3 separate regions of the Homo sapiens genome follow, and all the other regions are linked to region 2. Evidence: read pairs that join two places in POLR2A ChIA-PET (ENCODE). Cell type or tissue: OCI-LY7. All regions are shown on one strand. Links, peaks and the distances in the headings refer to the core of each region. The heading gives the core; the rest is flanking DNA.

Region 1 (7,409 bases), core at 2,057-6,056, 900 kb after region 2:
TATTCCACCCACGAAGATTGTTGAGGTCATTCTGTTTTTTTTGTTGTTGTTGTTCAAGAGTTAAAATATCGTTTATATAGGTATGAATTATTTTCATTGGCAGGAGTGAATTGGAGAATGTGGGAAGTTAGGCATGAATTGCAGGGCTGTGGGAGAGATGCTCAGGAAGGAAAATGGCTGTTGGGCAGCCCCTGCCTCCCTTACTCAGTCTTCTGGTCTTAATATGAGCACCATATAGGTATCCATATTCTCAGTTTCAGGCATGCCTTCCTCTGATCTACACCACCTGTCTCTCAAGCTCTTTTTCTCCACTACCCAAACTGTAGCATGCACTTGGACCCCAGTAGGGTTTAAAATCCATTGATCCTACTTTTCATGGTTGCTCACTCACCTCAACTTCTTACTTCCCCCTTTCACTGGTTTCTATTGCATGATCCATCATTGTAAAGATACCTTTGGTTTCACACCTTGCCTTTCTTTCACTTTGTTATACTCATCTGGCAAAAATCCCCATCTTGTTCAACTTAGCTATTTCTCTTGCTTGTCCCTGTGTATCTGACCATGGCTGGAGATAAGCATGCAGCCATCCCATTTCCTATCCCTAAATTCTAGGACTCCAATGAGTTGTTCACGATGCCCAGCAGTCCAGCCATGTTGCCGAGTTCGTTGGCTCTCCCTCTCTCCTCCTGTCTCCATCCTCATTCTTTGCTGATTGTCTTGCTTCTCATCTCATTGAGAAAATAGAGAACTTCTGCAGACTGCACACAGCACATTTTCCTACCTATCAGTCCCGGTGCCCATACACTTGAACTCCCATTCTTTTACCTGATTGAATTGTTTATGGGTCTAAGTGAGGCCACTTGTGCACTTGACCCCAGCCCCTCTTGCAACTTGAAGACCATTGTCCAGGCATCTCAATTCTTCATTCACTGCATCATCACGTTTTCCTTCTCCACTAGATCAGTCTCATCAGCATACAAGCTGTTATTTCTCCCATTTGAAAAATATCTTCTCTTTTTAAAAAATATAAACTTTTATTTTAGGTTCAGAGGGTAGATGTGCAGGTTTGTTACATTGGTATATTGTGTGATGCTGAGGTTTGGGGTACAATTGATCTCATCACCCAGGCAGTGAACATAGTACCCAAAAGGTAGCTTTTTTTAGCCTTTGCCGTACTCCCTCTCTCATTCTGGTAGTCCCCAGTGTCTACAGTTCCCATCTTTGTGTCAATGTGTATCCAATGTTTAGCTTCTACTTACAAGTGAGAACATGTGGTATTTGGTTTTTTGTTCTTAGGTTAATTTTCTTAGGATAACGGCCTCCACCTGCATCTGTGTTGCTGCAAAGGACATGATTTTATTCTTTTTATGGCTGCATAGTATTCCATGACGTGTATGTACCATATTTTCTTCATCCAGTCTACTGTGGATGGGCACTTAGGTTTAGTCCATGTTTTTGCTATTGTGAATAGCACTGTGATGAATATAGAGTGCATGTGTCTTTTTGGTAGAATCATTTCTTTTCTTTTGGGTATATACCCATCAATAGGATTGCTGGGTCAGTTGGTAGGTCTGTTTTAAGTTCTTAGAGAAATCTCCAAACAGCTTTCCATAGTGGTTGAATTAATTTACATCCCTACCAGCAGTGTATGTGTTCCCCCTTCTCTACAGCCTCACTAGCATGTATTATTTTTTGACTTTTTAGTAATAATAGGAATTCTGACTGGTTTGAGATGGTAGCTCATTGTGGTTTTGATTTGCATTTCTCTAATGATTAGTGATGTTTAGCATTTTTTCATATCTTTGTTGGCCGCTTGTATGTATGTCTTCTTTTGAGAAGGCTCTGTTCATGTCCTTTGCTCACTTTTTTTTTTTGAGACAGAGTCTCACTCTGTTGCCCAGACTGGAGCGCAGTGGCACAGTCTTAGCTCACTGCAACCTCTGCTGCCTGGGTTCAAGCGATTCTCCTGCCTCAGCCTTCCGAGTAGCTGGGATTACAGGCAACGGCCACCATGCCTGGCTAATTTTTGTAGTTTTTAGTAGAGATGGGGTTTCACCATCTTGGCCAGACTGGTCTTGAACTCTTGACCTTGTGATCCACCTGCCTTGGCCTCCCAAAGTGCTGGGATTACAGGTGTGAGCCACCACGCCCAGCCTACTCACTTTTCATTGGGGTTGTTTTTTGCTTGTTGTTTTAAGTTTCTTACAGATTCTGAATTTTCTTTTTCCTTCTTTCTTTCTTTCTTTCTTTCTTTTCTTTCTTTCTTTCTTTCTTTCTGTCTCTCTCTCTCTCTTTCTTTCTTTCTTTCATTGAGATTTTGGATATTAGACCTTTGTCAGATGTATAGTGTGCAAATATTATCTCCCATTATGTAAGGTGTCTGTTTACTTTGTTGATAGTTCCTTTTGCTGTGCAGAAGCTTGAAAAAAAAATCTTAATCCCTCTTTCCATCTTACCTGCTATCCCTTTTCTTTGTTTTTCTATTTAACAATACTTTGAAAGAAGAATTGCCTATATTTCATCTTTCAATTTCATCTGTCTGTCTGTCTGTCTATCTATCTATCTATCTATCTATCTATCTATCTATCTATCTATCTAGGATGGAGTTTCACTCTTGTTGCCCAGGCTGGAGTGCAATGGCGCGATCTTGGCTCCCTGCAATCTCCGCCTCCCGGGTTCAAGTGATTCTCTTGCTTCAGCCTCCGGAGTAGCTGGGACTACAGGCGTGCACCACCATGCCTGGCTAATTTTGTATTTTTAGTAGAGATGGGGTTTAACCATGTTGGCCAGACTGGTCTTGAACTCCTGGCCTCAGGTGATCCACCTGCCTTGGCCCCCCAAAGTGCTAGGATTATAGGTGTGAGCCACTGCACCTGGCCATATTTATTTTTCTATTCTCTCTTTAAATACCATAGCCTTTTACCTACTCCATGCTATCAGAACTGCTTTTGTCAAAGTCAGTGGTCATTCATTGTGGAATTGCCTGACAAGTTCTTCCTGCCTGCTACAAAGGCAAAATCTGTTCACTAAGTCTGTGGCATTGCAGTAAAGAAAGAGTTTAATTGATGTGAGGCCAGCCCATGCAGAAGAACTGGAGTTGTCACTCCAAAGCCTTGGAGGTTAGGGTTTTTATGGACAATTTGGTGGGCAGGGGGCTAGGGAATGGGTGCTGGTGATTGTTTGGGGATGAAATCATAGGGGTGTGGAAAGCAGTCCTCATGTGCTGAGTCCACTCAGGATCAGTTGTGCCATGACTCATGAGTCCCATGGGGTCAGTCTGAAAAACAGTTCAAAAAAGAAAATAAAAAAACAGTCTTAGGTTTTATAATAGTGATGTTATCTGTAGAAGCAATTGGGAAGGTTCAAGACCAGCCTGGCCAACATGGTAAGACCCCATCTCTACTAAACTACAAAAAAATTAGCTGGGCTTGGTGGTGGGCACCTGTAATCCCAGCTACTCAGGAGACTGAGGCAGGAGAATCACTTGAACCGGGGAGGTGCAGGTTGCAGTGAGCCGAGATCGTTCCACTGCACTCCAGCCTCAGCAACAGAACAAGAAAAAAAAAATTAATTAATCAATATAAAGAAATAGAAACTTGTATATCATCCTGACAAAATAGGTTATTGGAGGTGGAGGGGTGAAAGCGGAATTCTTTTGAGGAAATTACCAGGGAGAGTGAATGAAATCAGGGAACAGATTAATTTGTACATTATCTTGTGAAAGGGTCTGAAGGTGTGCTTACATTCTTGGTCTTGCACAGAGGGAAAGAAAAACATTTGTTCTGCTTGGTGGGTCTGGATCTTAGGCAGGTAAAGGAACTACTTCACCTTCTTTGAAAGGGACTGGGGCCAGGAGGAAGTCAGAGAGGCCTTGAGGTTTCTTCCCCTGCAGTATGTCAAAATGGCATGTTTTGAGGTATCAGTTTTCTGAGCCCCAACACCAAATTATATTATTTAAAAATTCTCATCTTACATGACCTCCTGGCAGCACTTGATAAAGTTGTTCCTTTATTATTTTTTTAAATCGGCTTTTCTCCTTGCTTTCTGAGATGGTACACATTTCTTGTTTCCGTCTGCCTTACATGGTCTTCCCTTCTCGGTCAGTTTTGTTGGTTCCTTTTTCTTTGATACCTTCGAGAGCTTTAGGGCTTAGTCCTCAGGTTTCATTTTCTTGTCTACACGAATTACCTTATGATCAAATTCAGTCTTGCAACTTTAAATATTATCTGTATGCTGATTACTAATGACTACTAAAATTTGTATCTTTAGCCTGGACTTTTCCTTGGAACCCACAAACTCCTGCCATGAAATCAAGGCTGATTACTTCACACGTCCGCTTGGATGTTGATGGGCTTCACAAACGTTAACAAGCCCAGAAAGTGCTGTCAAAAGACTTCTCCACCTCATTTAGTGGCAACTCTGTTTCTCCAGTTGCTCAGGCCAAACACTCTGGGAGTCATCACTGCTCACTCGCTTTCTGTTTAATCACACACCCAATCAATTCTGTTGGCTCTAGAATCTCTGGGATGCCCACTGCTCACCACACTCACCACTATTACTCTGGTCCAACCACTATAAGTCATTGGCCTGGCTATGCCAGTGGGTTTCACAGTCTTACTATTTCTCTCTATTCTTTATTCGGCAGCCAGCATGACAGCTTTAAAACCATTTGTCAGATTGTGTATACTTCTGCTCAGAATCTCCCCTTCCTAGCTTCCCATCTCGCTTCCATTAAAATTTAATATGCTTACCATGGTGAGCAAATGCTACGTGATCACTCCCTGCCCCAACCCCTACCCCCCATCTTTGACTTCGAGTTTTACCTCCATGACCCTTGCCCACTCTGTACCAACACAGTAAGGCACATTAATGCCCTAGGTCCCCCAGGTTCCATGATCCTTTTCCCAGAATACCCCTCCCCAATCTGCATGGCTCGGTCCCTCCCTTCTCTGAAGTATTGTTCAAATGTCATCTTCTCACTGATATCATTTCTCAATTTGAATTGGAACCCTCTTCACAATCCCAAGCTCTGTGAAGGGGATTTTGCCTTATTCACACCTGTATGCCCAGTGCCTAGCACCATAACTTGTACATAGTACACGTTCAGCAAATATTTGCTGCATGAATGAATGAATGTATGATGACAGAATGAAGCATGCAGACTTTTAACTTACACAGTTTAGCCCAATCTTAGCTGCTGCTGCTATGTTTTTGTGAATTTCTATCTAATTCCTATCTTAATTTTTTGTTTTATGCAATGTTATAACACTGAACATTTCTAATTTCTTTTACCTTTGCCCTTATGCAGGGCATGTGCATAGTACTATCATGGTTATAGTCATAAGGAAAGCCACCCTGTTGCAAGATTTCCTATCACAGGTTTCTGATTACATTTACTGTTTTTTTCCCCCCCATTAAAAGAAGTAGAATTCCTGGAAATAGTTGGGTAACATCTTCAGCAATCTTCCAGGCTGTGCATGTTGGCTCACGCCTGTAATCCCAGCCCTTTGGGAGGCTGAGGTTGGAGGATTGCTTGAGTCCAGAAGTTTGAGATCAGTCTGGGCAACACAGGGAGAGCCCATCTCTACCAAAAATACAAAAATTAGTTGAATGTGGTGGCCCGTGCCTGTAGTCTCATCTACCTGGGAGACTGAGGTGGGAGAATCACCTGAGCCTGGGAGATTGAGGTTGCAGTGAACCATGATTGCACCACTGTACTCCAGCCTGGGTGGCGGAGCCAGACCCTGTCTCAAAACAGAGAAATAAACAGCCTTCCAACATATCCTCAAGCAGTTAACTGACAAATGTCACTAAGTTTCTTTCACTGTCACTAATAATTGAACTTCAGCCAGAAATTCAGGAAGAGATGCTTATCTCTCCCTCTCTGACTCAAGCCACTTAAACTGTGCGTTAGCTACAGAAATGGATGCACATTAGATTTGTTTCCAAAGTGATGTTTCCAAATTAACTTAAAAGGCAGTGTCACAGGGTGATGTCTCAATAAATCCTCTCATTTCTTGTTTTGTCATATGCTTTAGATTCTCCTCAGGTATGAATTTTCTCCCCTCTAAATCTATTTTATGGGTATTTATTTGGTAAAGCCTGTTTGATTTAATGTTTTTACTCTTTACGGGTTTGTAAAGCACTGCCTCCTCCCCACTTCACCTGGGGGCCGAGATTATGGTTATACAATAGCTCGTTTGTTACATATGCAAAGCATTGGAATCAGACAGATTTTTTTTTTTTTAATCTTAAAAAAATTCTGCAAAGAATGTTGCACTGTTGCTGCATGTGACCCTCTTTTCTGGCTATTGTGACTAATAATTGCACAAGTATGGTTTGTAGTTGCAGTTTCCGTTTAAATGTTTTTTTTTCCTTTGAGATACTTCATTTATACTGACTTTTTTTCTGAGTGGCTATCTTATGAGCGCAGCTTGAATTTTAAGATTAATATGAATGTGCATCACTAGTGAATTGTATTCTTGGATTTATTTGAATGAGTGAATGACTGAATGATTACAATGACAGAATGAAGGTGCAAACTTTTACTTTCCATGAATTCCAAGAATTGTATTCTTATTTGCCGAGGGATCATCAAGAGACAGAACATAGAATACCCATACATTACAGGCAAGTTCTTCAGAGTCTTGTGGGGTTTGACATCTGAACTAATGGCTTGTAATTAATGACCAAAAAATAAGTCATTAATATAATTCCATCAAATGGCTCTTTATCTTGTTTTGTATGTATGTGTGTTGTCATTATTGTTTGTTTGATTGTTTCAAATGCTTCCTGTGTCAATGACTGCAGAATCCAGTCTTCTCTTTTTGGGGGCAGAGAACCAAGGGGGACCACTGTGTCTTCAGCACATTGGATTTCATCTTTATCTGTAAGAGAAAAAAGCAGGAATCTGAGAAGAGACCGATGCTTATGGCTGCTGCAGCCTTTCAGGTGGGGCATGGGATTCTTCTTTCCCTCCTCAGATATTTAGAAATTTCTTGGTAAGTTTTTTGAACAGTTCTCAGCATGTCTTCCTCAGGTGCCTTAGGCGAGACAATGTTTACTTCTTATAAAGCTCAGATATGGTAATCCAGAATCCTTTTTCTAATAGCTGCTGGCTTTTTCTTTTTTTAAAAAAAGTTAGCTGTGGTTTTATATTTTAATACAGAATAAGAACATACTGGAGAGAGAAAGTGGTTACTGGTTGCATGTGCTTTTTTGTTTGTTTAATCCATCGTGACAGATGGTGTGGACTAGTTTAATATACTGAACAGTGTTTGTGCTTGTTAGTTGCAGTTTGTGCCTCCAAGTCCACTTTGCCCTAGTCTCTTACCTGTCTGCCCAGGGTTGCAGATCTGTATGGGCCGCCACCACAGGCCCCCTTTCCCTCTGGCTTCTGGTAGAGCCCA
Region 2 (7,959 bases), core at 2,472-6,471:
TAACTATGGTTCTTGGAGTCCTGGATAACTTAAAAAAATAGAGACCTGTCTGGCTAAAGAAATTTAAAAGTTCTCTAACTCTCAACCAGACACCTTGGGAACTACAATATGGATATGTCCTACCCAGTTCCCAGGAGTACATTATGAAGAAGTTCATATACATCCCACATCCACTGCAGTATCTCAAAACTCTCCTAGTAACAGCATCCTCCCATCACCACAAATACCAAGAGTATTAATTAAAGAGGGACAAGCCTGCCACTATATCCTTCACTCACAATTCCAAAGATGTTTGTCCTGGAAATTCTATCTTATTTTTGTGAGCTCTTAGCATATTGTGATAGCATGACATCTTCACATCAAGTATACTGCTTGGCTAGCATCAATAATAGTTCAAACAAATAGCAACAATTTATATACTTTACATCAACTAGGGGAAAGGTGACAAACATTGTTTAAGACAGTTTGAAGCACAGGTTATCACCAAGGTCTGTGTTTGGAAGATAAAACATGCGAGATAAACAGAGGACTAACACTGATTAATTCTGGAGAAACATGGAGAAGAACTATAAACTGCTTAGCAGGGAGAAAACAGTTCTCTGATTTATAATAAAATCTATTCACAACACTTATTTGTAGTTACTTTTATAATAGATAATATTCAAGTTATATTAAAGTGCTTCAAGCAAAATTTAGCAACTCCTGTAAGGCTTCCTGCTGTTCATCATCAAGTTGTGATACACATTCCAACCATAAATCTTCAGAAGTCTGTACCTGACGCACGACATTAGCTAGGCGTTTGGCACAAGGATCCTCATAGTTAATAGTCTCATTAATTTTTCCTTCTGCAATTATACTGATTATTTTGGGAAGATTGGAATTATTTGGACCAATTACAACTGGGTGGTTACTTTCAATTAGGTCACAGAGAAAACTCAAAGTCTGAATAGCTTCCTCTTTATCTTCATGCAGTGGAAGCCATGATAACCAGTGTGGAAGAACTTCATCTACATTTACACAGTTAGGCTTAAACTTCAAAATCTTCCCTATTGCTGAGATACAGTTCTCTGTAGCAATGACATTTTTTTTGGTTTTGGAATTTGCACACTTAATAACTTTTACCAGAAGTGGAACAGCTTCTGAACATAAAGAACGATAATCATCTCCACCAAACTGTGCCATGACACCCAGGCCATAAGCAGCAGCTTGCCTGACTTCAGGGTTGTTATCTCGCATATTTAGTAGCATTGGCCACCGAAAATATTCTACATATTTAAATGAAGTTGGACTGCAGTGCTCTATGATGTCATCAAATATGCACAATCCCCACTGTCTGTCTGGCCATGGCCTACTTGAACAAATTAGATTTACAATTAATGGAAGTAGTTGTTCAAACCATGGTAAAATCTTTTCCTTATAAGTACTAAATAATGAGTGCAAAATATCTGATACTTTGGTCAGAATATAAACATCACATTCATCCTCATCTTGCAGAGACATCTCAACCTGTTGATCATAGTTTTCTTCCTGTCTTTTCACCTGTCTCAATTCTTGGTTTTTAAAGTGCCCTTCAAGTTTTGCTTTCAGTATTCCTCCCAGTTCTTCCAAGTGTTCATCATTAAGGCAACCATCTCCCATAACTTCAATGGACTTTGCAAAAGAATTCATTATTTCTGAGAGCACATCTGTATCTGGTTCAGTACCAATAGCCTTGATTAAGGGGTCACATATGAATTGCCACATCTGTGCAAGATACTCTGGGCCACGAATTCTTGCACATTCCAGGAGAAAAGGCATGGACTCTGCTGCTGCCACTCGAACATTGTCATGGAAATAAAATTTCAGTAAAGGAACCATCAGCTTCACAACTTGTTCTGTATATTCCACAAACCCTTCCCTTAACTCCTTAGCATAGTAAACCAACATTTGGCAAGCAGTTGCTTTTGCTTCAAGTCCTGAAGTTTTAATTCCAAAACTCTGCTGGTCTCCAAGATTTACAAATTGCCAGCCATCATCGTCACTCATATTTTCCACATCCTGTGTGTCTAAGAGAGCAACATCAGGTTTAGCTGAAGCAGTCTTAATAAGAGGCTCGATAACCAGTGGAAGGTACTGTTGAAAATCTTTTCCAAGAATTTTACACATTCTAGCCCATGCTGAAACCATGTAAGAGGTCTGAGGGTCATCATCTTCCATATTATTTAAGTCTGATTGTGTCTTCAACAACAGCTGCATCACATTTGATGCATCTTGCATAAATTTTTCCTTCCCAACAGCAAGACCAATATGGCTAATGCACTCGATAGTTTTTCCTCTCAGAAGCTTGAGTTCCTTCTGAACAGCAAGCTCAACAATGTGCTTTAGTGAGGGCATGAATATATCATAATATGGGACAAATTTTTCTTCTATTGTATCTGCAACTGATGCAATGGTTGTCACAAGTTGTTCCAAAGCCAACTTAGTTCCATTCCGAATCAACTCTTGAAGTTTAATCACCAAGACGGAATGTAGATTTTTCACCATACTATCCACATATAGAACTAGCAATGATTTAGGGCAGTCTTCAATAAAAATAATAAGAGCAGAAGCTGCATGTGATTGCACACGCTGATTACCTTGATTTTCCATGGTACGTAACAGAGCTGCAATCACTGTTTCATGAAATTTCTTTTGGAAATTAGGTGCAAAATCTGTAGCCATCTGTCCAAGTGTAGTACAGGCTGCAGCCCTCACCCTTGGATGAGGATCCTGAAGAAAAAGCAAAACGGAGTTAACTGTTTCATCTAGAATTGATTCCATTTGTTGATGGCATCCTTCTCCAATGGCAGATAAGGCCATTAATCCAGCATGTCGATACTTCCAGTCAGGGCTCTGAAGCATCTGCATGATATGCTCCTTGGTCATTGGTAAAACAACTTTTCCACCAAGCCCACAAGCCAGTCTGTCTAGTGCACTCTCCGCAGCAACTGCATTGCTGTCAAAATCATCTTCTTCCATTTCATCAGCATTTACCCAGTCCTCATCATCTTGTAGATCAACCATCATTGCTAATATATGAGGAACTGCCTGTGCAATAATATTTGTATGTTTTTTCAACATCGGAGTGGCAGTTTCAGACAAGGTCACTATAACTTCGAGGGCCAGCTGGCGCTGCAGATTACTAAGCCTAGAGTCTCCACATAACTTCAAACTCAACTGTAGAGTATCTTCTAAATAAGGACCCAAGTACTTAGGTACGGTATCTGCAATCTCAACAAGGGATTCTAGCACTGAATCATCATCCTGGTAGCATGAGTCATTCACAGCCTGTAAGATTCCAGGAAGCAAGTCTGCAAAGTCTTTGAAAAGAGCAATATTATTCTCATTAGCAAGTACAAATGCAGCTGCAGCTCTAGCGGATAATGTCCTGATTGCTGGATGTTCTTGATCTTGAATACACTGGTCCAACAACCGTTTGATGATATCCAAATCATGCCGCTCTTGGGTCCCAAAAATCCCAGGAAAGTGCCAGAAAACGTGAAGTGCAACTTCCCATAGAACCACATTTTTGGAGTAGATTGAATCAATAAGAAACTTCAGACCTTCCGGCCAGTGGTTAGTGCCATCCTCATCTATCAAATTCCTGGCCAGCACTGCAAAAATATCACAAAGTTTTTTCCTCATGCTAGCATGTGTTTCTAACTTAACAGCCAGAATCAGTTCAATCTTGACATCTCTCTGAACATCAGCAGGCAGATTTGGATAAACCTCCTCAAACCCAGAGGACAAAAGCCGTCGTAGCAGTGCGGCAGCCATTTGTCTCACCTCATAACCTGCTCTTCTATTTCTGACGGCATCTAAGAGGAAGGTAGTCTTACACAGACCTGGGATATTTTCATAGATTTCCTCTGCTTGCCTCCGCACCATACAGCTTGGATTGATCAGGTTCTTCAGAAGCTGGTAAAACTCTTGCTTTTCTGACACGGTCGCCGGCACCCCTGCAGACGCGGTTGCCGCCATTGCGCTCTGTCAAAGCTACCGCGACCGGGAAGGAGGGAGGGGGTCTGCGGCTCGAAGCAGTGACGTAGGCGAGGCGCCGGCGGGGATGGGCGGGGTGCTTCTCCCTCCTCTGCCCAGAAACTCTAGCTGCGCTCTGGCAGGCTGCGAGCTAGGTTTTGGAGAGAGGTGAGAGCCGTGTGGAGGCCAATGGCATCCTCCATTTGTTTTTCAATAAGATAAACGTGCACTTGCAGGCGAGAGAAGAAAAGCATTGATTAGAATGGGATCATGACTTTTTTTTTTTTTGGATACAAGGTCTGGCTGTGTCACCTAGGCTGGAGTATAGCGGCGCGATCCCTGCTCACTGCAGCCTCAACCTCCTGGGCTCAAGCGATCCTCCCCGCCTCAGTTCCCCCAGTAGCTGGGACCACAGGCGCGCGCCACCACGCCCGGCTAATTGTGTTTTTTATAGAGACAGGGTTTCGCCATGTTGCCCAGGCTGGTCTCGAACTCCTGGGCTCAGGTGATCTGCCCGCCTCGGCCTCCCGAAGTACTGGGAATACAGGTGTGAGCCACTGCTTCTGGTCAGATTATGAGTGATTTTTTTCTTTTATTTCTAAACTATATTGTTACTTTGATAATTTTAAAACAATAAGTCTATCTTGAAAACATGCCAAGTGAAAGAAACCAGTCACAACCACATATTGTATGATTCCATTTGTATGAAAGGTACCAAACAGGCAAATTGTATAACAGAAATTAGTGGTTGCCAGAGGTTGGGGGGAGGGGAGGATAGAGAATGACTGCTATCAAATAGGGTGTTTCTTTCTGAGTGATGAAATGTTCTAAAATTAATTGTGATGGTTGCACAATTCTGTGATTATACTAAAAACCATTGAGTTGTTAAATTTAAATTGGTGAATTGTATGGCATATAAATAATACTACAATAAAGCTTTATAAAATAATAAGTGTGATAATAAAATAATAATTACTTCCCCACTACCACATCTAATGCAGTAGAGTGGTAGCTCAAAATCTGGTGTGTGTCAGAATCACCTGGCCTGTTGGTTATAATAAAGAATGGGAAAGACAACTGAGTAAAGTATGGTAGAAAGTGATCTGAACTAATAATCAGAAGACAGACTTGCATCCTGGCCTTGTCACTAAATTAATTTTGTATCCTAGGACAAGTTACTCAAGATTTTCCTTGCATCTTGTCTAAACTGAAATATGAAGGGATGCGGTTAACTAGAATCCTAACTAACCATTAGTGGGAAGCTGCTGAGGTTATTCCAAGAAACAAATGTTGATGAAACTAAATTTGTTTCTTTTTTTTTTTTTTTTTTTTGTGAGATGGAGTCTCGCTCTGTCGCCAGGCTGGAGTGCAGTGGTGCGATCTCAACTCACTGCAACCTCTGCCTCCTGGGTTCAAGCAATTCTCCTGCTTCAGCCTCCTGAGTAGCTGGGACTATGGGCGCATGCCACCACGCCCAGCTAATTTTTGTATTTTAGTAGAGACGGGGTTTCACTATGTTTGGTCAGGATGGTCTCGATCTGTTGACCTCGTGAGAGATCACCCGCCTCGGCCTCCCACAGTACTAGGATTACAGGTGTAAGCAACCGCGCCTGGCCAGTTTGTTTCTTTAATTCAGGCAGGTGTGTCAATCAAAAACAAGTTTCATTCCTATAACAATGATTAGGTCTTACTTTTGTATTAGCACTTGCCACACTCATTTTGACCCTTATACAGAATTGAGAGATTGCTAGGATAGATATAATACTAAATTTAGGTGAGAAGTGGAAACTAAGGGAAGTTACAGGATTTGCCTAGGATGACACACCTGAGTCTCAATTCTACCTCTTCTGAAAGTGACACTGATGCTCTTTTCACCATATTGCTTCCCCATTAACTACTCTTGGTTTTGCAGCATGATCAGAGGCTTCACTTACTGCAAATTCTGTCTTAAACTTTTCCAAGCAGCCTTAATTTTGTTTTTGTAAAGTGCTGCCGCATATACCCACAAAAATTAGAAAGTCGTAGCTTTTACATTAACCAGATGATAGACAAAGTAGGTAGTCTCATAAATTACATTGTAGCCGAGCATGGTGGCTCACACCTGTAATCCCAGCACTTTGGGAGGCTGAGGCAGGCAGATCACGAGATCAAGAGATCAAAACCATTCTGGCCAACACGGTGAAACCCCGTCTCTACTAAAAGTACCAAAATTAGCTGGGCGTGGTGGCACATGCTTGTAGTCCCAGCTACTCGGGAGGCTGAGGCAGGAGAATCGCTTGAACCTGGGAGGCAGAGGTTGCAGTGAGCCGAGATTGCATCACTGCACTCCAGCCTGGCGACACAGCAAGACTCTGTCTCATAAAAAAGACACTGTAATATGAAACAGAGCTATTTTCTAAAATAGAATTTCTCATTCTGTAGACTGAAAACCAACTGCATTAGAATTGCTTGGGATACCTATTTTAAAATATAGATGTTAGGGCCCAAGTTCCTATTAACCCAGAATTCTGGGGGGACTGAGGACTAAGAATGTACAATTTCAACCAGCACATTGGGTTTTTATATAAATACCAACATTTGAGAATCGCTGATAAGATCAATTCTGGTTCTAAGATTATGACTACAGTTGTGCATTCATTGGTTTTCTTTCTTTCTTTGTTTTTTTTTTTTTTTTAGATGGAGTCTCGCTCTGTCACCTAGGCTGGAGGGCAATGGCACGATCTCAGCTCACTGCAACCTCTGCCTCCTGGGTTCAAGCAATTCTCCTGCCTCAGCCTCCTGAGTAGCTGGGATTACAGGCATGCACCACCACACCCAGCTAATTTTTATATTTTTAGTAGACACAGGGTTTCATCATGTTGGCCAGGCCGGTCTCAAACTTCTGACCTCAAGTGATCCACCTGCCTCAGCCTCCTAAAGTACTAGGATTACAGGCATGAGCCACCACACCTGGCCCATTCATTGGTTTTCTTACTGTTCCTTCAAAAAGTCTAACTGGAGGGACTTTGCATTTGCCGTTTCAGGAAATGTTAATAATAATTAATTAATTACTTAATACTATATCCACTAGCATATGAAAGACATTGAAAAAAACCACAGTGATACACCACCACAGACCTACCACAATGCTTTAAAAGTCTGACAAAGCCAAGGGTTGCTGAGGATGTGGAACAACAGGAAACTCAGTTATATTTTTGTTGAGAGTATAGGTAAATTGGTACAACCTCTTTGAAAAAAATGAGCTGGGCGCAGTGGCTCATGCCTGTAATTCCAGCACTTTGGGAGGCTATTGGGAGGCTAAGTTGGGCAGATCACCTGAGGTCAGGAGTTCGAGACCAGCCTGGCCAACATGGTGAAACCTCGTCTCTACTAAAAATACAAAAAATTTAGCTGGACTTGGTGGTGTGCGCATGTAGTCCCAGCTACTCAGGGAGGCTGAGGCAGGAAAATTGCTTGAACCCAGGAGGCGGAGGTTGCAGTAAGCCAAGATCACACCACTGCACTCCAGCCTGGGTGACAGAGGGAGACTCCATCTCAAAAAAAAAAAAAAAAGAAAAAAGAAAAAGAAAAAAATGTTTGAAAAATTCTGGGTTAAGATTATGCAATTATTTGGCCGGGTGCAGTGGCTCATGCCTGTAATCCCAGCACTTTGGGAGGCCGAGTTGGGCGGATCACAAGGTCAGGAGATTGAGACCATCCTGGCCAACATGGTGAAACCCCATCTCTACTAAAAATACAAAAATTAGCTGGGCGTGGTGGCGCGTGCCTATAGTCCCAGCTACTTGGGAGGCTGAGGCAGGAGAATTGCTTGAACCCGGGAGGCGCAGGTTGCAGTGAGCCAAGATTGTACCACTGCACTCCAGCCTGGTGACAGAGCGAGACTGCGTCTCAAAACAAAAAGAAAGAAAAAGAGTATGCAATTATTCAATTAGTCTCTCAGCAAGCATTCTTTGAGGGTACACT
Region 3 (7,409 bases), core at 2,057-6,056, 95 kb before region 2:
AAAGGAAAAACTTTTTGTGAGGGCAGGAAAAACCATAGGAAATGAGAGGAAAGGGAAGTGCTAACACACCAGAAGGAGGCAGGCTATTTCAGCATCTTTTAACTTAGTATTTTAGGTGATACAGAACACAGATATCCAAATGGCTTAATTCTATACTAAGTATAAAAACATGACTCTCCAGTATCATGAATCTTTTCAGGTGGCATTGTGGTGACGTTTCTTCCTTTTCATGTATGCCTTTATAGACGCCCTTTACAGAACCCTTAATAACACTAAACACAATGAATTCAGGAATTTAACTTTGTGCTCTAGCCACGATCTCAGAAATCCACATGACCTACAAAACTGGAGGCAAAGGAATTTGGGTTTTTGAAGATATAAATCCATTAATCGAATTTCTAGTTTAAAAAATGGAGCATTAGTTTTAAAAAGTAAACTAGACCTTAAATAAGAGGTTATCTAGATTTGTCACCCACCTACTCAACAAATATACATTGAATACAGTGTGCCAGGTGCTGGCACAATAATGATGATGATTGATAAGGTTCCTGAAATTAAATAATTTCAAACAAGTAATTATAGTTTTGAAGAAGTGCTATGTTGTTCTCAGTCTGAGTGACTGCACAATATAATAATGCTGGCTGAGGTATGACAAGGACAGGGAGTTACATAACACGTAATAAGAACCTGTAATGGAACATTAGGTCAAAGAAGACATCTGGGAAGACCTTCAAGTGTCTTGAATTTTCTAGAAACTAAAAGAAAATTAGAGTACAGTGAACAAGAGGGAGAACAGGTTGAAATGAAGCTGGAGAGGTAGGCAGGAACAGACTGAAGAGCTTTTAAAACTTTAAGTGGGGACTTCAGTACGAAGGTTCACCAGATCACACAGAGCTATGAAGGTCATATTAGAATTTTGGATTTAGGAGTTAGAAGAGATTTAGTGGCTGGGTGCAGTGGCTCACACCTATAATCCCAGCACTTTGGGAGGCCAAGGTGGGCAGATCACCTGAGGTGGGCGGATCACCTGAGGTCAGGAGTTCGAGACCAGCCTGACCAATATGGTGAAACCCCATCTCTACTAAAAATACAAAAATTATCTGGGCTATGGTGGTGCACACCTGTAATCCCAGCTACTCAGGAGGCTGAGGTGGGAGAATTGCTTGAATCCAGGAGGCAGAGGTTGCAGTGAGCTGAGATAGCACCATGGCACTCCAGCCTGGACAACAGAGAAGACCCCGTCTCAAAAAAAAGAGAGAGATTTAGTGGTTAGTTTAGGTCCTTCACTGGGATTAAAGTTGGGCCATAGGTAATTCAGTAAATTAGTTTCTTAAAATGGCTTAAGAGAATTCTTCTGAGACAAAAGGCAAACAGTTTTGGGTCATTTTGTTTTAAAAGCTGAGTAGGTAAATACAGCCATTTGTTGAGCACCATCAATGCGCAATGCAATGCACTTGAAATATCACCCACTTCCCCAGGGCTTTCTTAACTGACAGAAAAACGGGGAGAGTGACTTGAGTAGAGCATAAACATGACTAGGAAAAGTACTTAGAGCATAAATAGCGGTTTCTGAGAGCCTTTAGTGACTTTCTAGGAATATTTTCACTACCCTCTCCACTTTGATAACAAATACACTTTGATGTAGTCTCAAAGGAAATCTTTAGGCCTATGCTTCCATATCATTTCCAACCCCCAACAATAACTTCATGTGATGAAGTTTAACAACATTATAAATGGAAGGATGAGTATACAGTTCAGTAGCTCAAGATAATGGATATAAAGATCCAATAAATATAAAAGCTACCTTTTATTTAAAACGAGGCATATTCTTGGGTGCGGTGGCTCATGCCTGTAATACCAGCACTTTGGGAGGCCAAGGTAGGTGGATCTCTTGAGACCAGGAGTTCAAGACCAGCCTAGCAACATGGTGAAACCATCTCTACAAAAAATTAAAAAATTAGGCATGGTGGCCCATGCCCGTAGTCCCAGCTATTAGGTTAGTGAGAAAGTAATTGTGGTTTTTTGCCGTTAGTGGCTTTTTTTTTTTTTTTTGCCATTAGTGGCATTAGTGGCAAAAAAACCACAATTACTTACACACCAACCTAATACTTGGGGGGCTGAGGTGGGAGGATGGCTTGAGCTCAGGAGGTGGAGGTTGCAGTGAGCTGAGACTGCACCACTACACTCGAGCCTGGGCAACAGGTGAGTCAAAAAAAAAAAAAAAAAAGGCATTTTCTGAAACACAAGATTTAAGTGAAAGTAGTATTTGTAAGCTGGAAAGCCATGTACAAGTGCTAGCTCTAATTCAAATTTCCCACCCTTAATTCTTTCTTGTAAAGGACTGTCTTCAATTACATCCTGTATTCTTTCAATGGAACAAGAACACACGTTAAAAATGGTATTCAAACAAAGAAATACAGCAACTCAGTTTATTACATGCAGATTCTTCTGCATTGTTGCTAACAGTTCACTGGTCCAAAATTACTAAAATACTTAAAAAACTATACATTATGTAAACAAAACATAAATAAGACAGCATAGTTCTTTGTACATATATTTAGTACAGGTTGTTAGGGATTCTGGAATATGTACAATTTTACATCATGGACTGCATTTTTCACAATGCATAAATATATATATGTATTTTTTTTTTTACAGAAACAAAAATAAGATTTCACTAATGACACTGAATACCATATCATAGATATGCTGCAACAGTCCAAATTCAAGAAGAAACATGTCAATGTAAATGTGCAAAAGGCTAGCTTACTCTAAACTATTCAAACTTTGTTCACTTTATGTTCTACAGACAGGTAAATCCTGACTTTAAACACAGAACCTTGAAACCCTCCTCAGAACAGTAAGTGAAATGGAACAGATCTTTCCCTCCCCAAGAAAACAAAGCCTTGTTGCAAGCTAATGAAAAGATACATTAAAACACACACACACACACACACACACACACACACACACACACAATGTATAGTATGCTTTCAACAGTATAATAAACATTGAAAATTTTTATGGGAGTCAAAACAATGCCCCATTATTTAAAAACTGGCTCTTTTAGTCTAAATTCAAGATGCAGCTCTGTCAGGCTTCTCTAAGCCCGACGACTGAAAAGCAGGGAAGACAGACGCAGGACTTCGACTGGCAGATACAACAATCTGAGAGAGAGATGGAGAGAGTGAAGAAACCTTAGATGCTGGAGTATTTATGGTATTCAAAATGGCTCCTTCTGGGCTAACCAACAATTTTTTGACAGGTGGGTCCAAATGAAACACTGAAGTGCTACTTGGCAGTGGAGGATTACTGGGGCAAATGGCAGAAACCAAAGATGTCTTAGCCAAAAGAGTAGCTGGAGACTTAATTACTGAAGTCAGTGATACTGTTGGTACAGGAGGTGGAACAGGAACCTTAGCAGTTGTGTTTATGAGTTGTGGTGATGTATGTACTGTGGGTATAGAACTTGCATTCCCAAAAGAGTTTATAAATTTTGTAGGGCTTCTTAGAGGATGTTGTAGAGGTTGGCCACTTAAGGAATTATTTGATGCTAGTGTGATCTTCTGGGCAGAGTTATCTATTGGTGTAGATTGAATGCCTTGGCCACTGTTAAGAACTAAGGGGGCTCCATATTTTGGATTAGTAGATATAAGGAGAACATGGCTGCCAGCTCCAAGACCTTGTGGTGGAACAATAAACCGGGTTCCGTTAATCATAATCTGAGTACCAGGTGCCAAAGGTGTACTGGTATTGATGACTATTTTTTGCTGAATACAAGGTTCACTGAACTGACTCCCGACTAGACTAGTTACATTGGATGGTGCCGAAGCCGTGTGAATGGTAGTGCCACCTGGAGCAGAACTGTAACTGGGGGTTTTTACTAAAGCTTGCTGATTTGGCAGAGAAGCAAAATTGGACGTATTAGTTATTTTACCTGGACTTGTTGAAAGGGACGACAATTCAGTTTGAGGTTTATTTGTGTTTACATTTGTTGGCACTGTAGTTGAAATCCCTGGTGAATGGAACTGGAGTGAAGTCCGAGATTGTCTTTTAGAAATAGATACAGAACGTGTGGCTCCTGGTACTGCTGCCGAATGTGGAACTGTGTTTATTATTTTAGGGGATGTAGTCGCAGGTGTAGGTAAGGCAACCGTAACAGGAATTTGCAAAGCTGATGTTAAACATTTAGGAGACACTACTGGTTGTGTAGTTGAAATCAGAACAGATGATGCAAGGTGTCCTGTTTTCACAGTTGATATAGCCACAGTGTTTCCGAGACTTGATGAGCAAAGTCTATTTGACAAAATAGGCATAATTCTTGAAGAGGTATCATTTCCACTGACTAAAACAGGAGGTTGTGCCCCAGCTGAAGCAGAGGCTGAGGTCACTGGAAAGGAACCCAAAGATAAATTTGCTCCGGTAACTGAAAGCACATTTACTGCTCTTGCTGAAGAAACCACTGATTCATTAACAGGGGTAATATTCTGACTCACAAAATTTGAGCTTACTGGAACTGAATTACCACTTGTTGACAATGGCAAAATATAGCCCTTGCTACTTTTGTCTTCTCCTTTTGGGGTTACATTTTGTAATATGTTAATTGATGGTATAGCTGGCACAGTGCCTGAAGTATTTACAATTGCTTGACCTATGTTTAGTCCAATTTTCACATCCTTTATCTGAGACACAGCTGGTGATGAATTTATTTTTATTGGTGTGCCCACTGTAGACGGAATCAGTACTATTTGGGGTTGCTCTGGAGTCTTAACATATGCTTTATGCAATGGAGGAGGAAGAGTTTGTTTTAATGATTCTGCAACAAGAGTTGGGGTTGATGTACCACTAGGAACTGGGGCATTAATAAAAACTAATTTCTGGGCAGAAACACCTGTAGATGTCAGCGCAGGTGTCATATTAATTGCAGTTCCATTGCCAGAAGAAAGAATAGATGGAGCTGATACCAGCATAAGTTTCTGAACTGGAGTCCCACTGATTACATCTCCATTTGTTGCTGCTGTTGCTTCTGACCTTGTAACAGGGTAACTTTTTGTGATATAATCTACTTGTTGCTGTTTAGTTGGAGTATGAATAATATTTGCATTGTTTTGTCCAAAATTTGCTGCTGATATGCTAATTACACTTACCGAACTACTTGTTGTTGATGGTAGTAGAGTACTAGAACAAATAGAGGACTTCAAGGGAGAAGAGGGCATGTGTGAAGTTTTATCTATCACGTGGCCCAAATCACCACTGCCAGTGGTGTGGCCTAATGTAAGTTTGAGATTTTTCCCCATGGATGGGGCAAAGCTAGCTGGAATGGAAACAGAAGTTGGTGTTTGGCTAAAAGGTGAAAGACTAGATGTAGTAGTTGTTCCAGCTACAGGTGAAAAAGCAGAGGAAGAAGTTGTTGATTTTGGCACCAGAAATGCCTGCAGCTGAGGAGCAAAAGTGAAAACTGAACTTGAAGATACAGTATTGGGTGAATTTTGATCTGGGTTGGTCTGTACTTTTACAACTCCAGTGTTCCCACCTCGTGTCCTAACAAGAATTGACTGTGAATCTCTTATGCACACAGTTTTCAGCTCTTGCTTTGCTTCAGAAGAATCAGCAGTCTGTTGTGCAAAACAGTTGAAGGAACTACCAGGATTTGTAGACCCATTTAGTGTTGTTGTTGATGACAGAGGCTGACCTGTGGAGGAAATGGTCGGTGAAGCACTGGGCAAGGAGAATGTGGCTGCTGAAACTGCATTCTTGGCTTTTCCTGCCTCACTCTGGCTAGTCTTAACTGATGGTGTTAATAAGTTACTTACAGAGGTTACAGGCGACAAAGGCTGTGGTCTAGCACTACTTATATTTGATAAAGGTGTAATTGTTTTGTTGAAAGCTGTATTTGGTAGTTGGGTAGAAACAGTTCCTGGTGAGTTGACAAAAACTGATGCTAAAGAAGAATTTATATTTGTTGTCTGTGGGAAAGATGAACAATGTTGTTCTGTACCTTTCTGTTGAAGTGGTGGCACTTCTTTTGCAACTGCTTTTCCTTCTTTATGCTGAATCACAAAATTCTTAGGCAGAATAAGAACTTGCTGCATGATTTTTTCTCCTGTTTTAGGATCCACCATAGGCTGCACCTGAATCTTTACAGAGCTATTTTGAAGATCTATTGGCAACCACTGGCCACAGGGCATTTTGTATACCATTTGTAAAGGACCTTTTGTATTGGTGTGGCAGGTCAATGCTGGCTTTATCGGGCTTGCTTCCGGAGGAGATAAAACTGGTTTTTCCACAGCAAGAGCATTTCTACCTGTGGAAGGAGGCAGTTGATTTGTTAAGGTCACTTTATTCCCAATATTCTTTGCAAGCAAAGCCTGAATGGGTTTGGTCCCTTTCTGGAGAGTAGACACTGGTACTGAATCCAATGAGGCAAATGACTCTGGAAATGATGGCTCTGTATGCTTTGATTCACTGAAACAGTCAATCTGCACATCACTTTCTAGATTCTCAACTGTTGTCTCATTTGTGCTTAACTTTGCCTTCTTCCTTGGAGAAAGCTCTTTTGTGCTGTCATCCACATAATCAGTTTGTTTGGACTGTCGTTTAAGTGTTTTAAGCAGTGTCTTCGGTAAGTCTTTTGAAGGCAATTCCTTTTTCAACAGCTTGCTTCTAGCCATAGGAAAATCTATTTCTGACAACTTCATATCATCTGAAAATTATAAAAACGGGCATTTTGTTTATATAAAACAGCAACTAAATAGTAATAACATCAACTGTAAAAAAGAAAGTCAATCTTTGAGCTGGCAGTGTATTAAGAAATCTACTGCAGGGTGATTCAAAAGCCTTAGCACCACTGATGAAGACAAAGGTAAGGTCATCTTTGACATGATAATCTAGATATCATAACCATGCCCAAGAAAAACCTATTATTGAGAAAATTTTTTTGGTCAAAATTTTTGGTCAAGAATTCTGCTAATTCTTCTGCCAGTGTAAGTGCAAAAAACTGTTTCATTAGAAATACCCAAATAAACAATCAGGGCTCAGAATTTAATTTGCAAAGGAATCTAGTTCTCTTTTTCTAGCTAGGAACATTTTGATACCATAGAGAGATGGTTCTCCAATCTATTCTATTTCTAGAGACTCTAAAGGACAAAAAATATCCAGCTTTTACTGATGTTCATCCTTATAGTGAAAAAATTTATGTTCATATTCGGTCAAACTAGGTTTATAAGACATTACTCTTAATTTGCCAAAGATGGAAAACAATAAGTTAATGCATTTCTAACCACTCTGTTGCCCATATTAACCTCTACATAACCAAAGAAAGTCATTAAACTAGATTTACATAACGTAATCTGATAAACTGAAATGAATTACAGGTAATCTAATCCAGCCCTTTATCCTTATTAAAATGA

Evidence for each region. Peaks named below come from ENCODE experiments on the same cell type or tissue, not always from the same donor. Only the 100,000 strongest peaks of a DNase experiment are listed, where the experiment ranks them.
Region 1: POLR2A ChIA-PET joins it to region 2 with 7 read pairs; 2 of 35 experiments call an interaction of 5 or more read pairs at or near these places.
Region 3: POLR2A ChIA-PET joins it to region 2 with 5 read pairs; 5 of 35 experiments call an interaction of 5 or more read pairs at or near these places.

Annotation. Positions count from the first base shown.
Region 1 is chr9:6,916,996-6,924,404 of GRCh38, forward strand. All of the region lies in intron 8 of KDM4C (lysine demethylase 4C), which reads left to right. Among named protein-coding and RNA genes, the nearest start is that of KDM4C, 160 kb to the left of the region's middle. RefSeq lists an enhancer at 368-447. In OCI-LY7, for the core only: no CTCF peak of the experiment used is centred there; no DNase peak of the experiment used is centred there.
Region 2 is chr9:6,011,609-6,019,567 of GRCh38, forward strand. It overlaps RANBP6 (RAN binding protein 6), which reads right to left and starts at 4,016. Exons shown (of 1, transcript NM_012416.4): 1 at 1-4,016. The coding sequence starts at 3,999. The coding sequence ends at 682. RefSeq lists an enhancer at 3,835-3,894. In OCI-LY7, for the core only: no CTCF peak of the experiment used is centred there; a DNase peak (open chromatin) is centred at 4,073; H3K4me3 peaks cover 2,338 bases; H3K27ac peaks cover 1,262 bases.
Region 3 is chr9:5,916,607-5,924,015 of GRCh38, forward strand. BRD10 (bromodomain containing 10) reads right to left here. Exons shown (of 8, transcript NM_001017969.3): 8 at 2,416-6,703. The coding sequence ends at 3,078. Among named protein-coding and RNA genes, the nearest start is that of MLANA, 29 kb to the left of the region's middle. In OCI-LY7, for the core only: no CTCF peak of the experiment used is centred there; no DNase peak of the experiment used is centred there.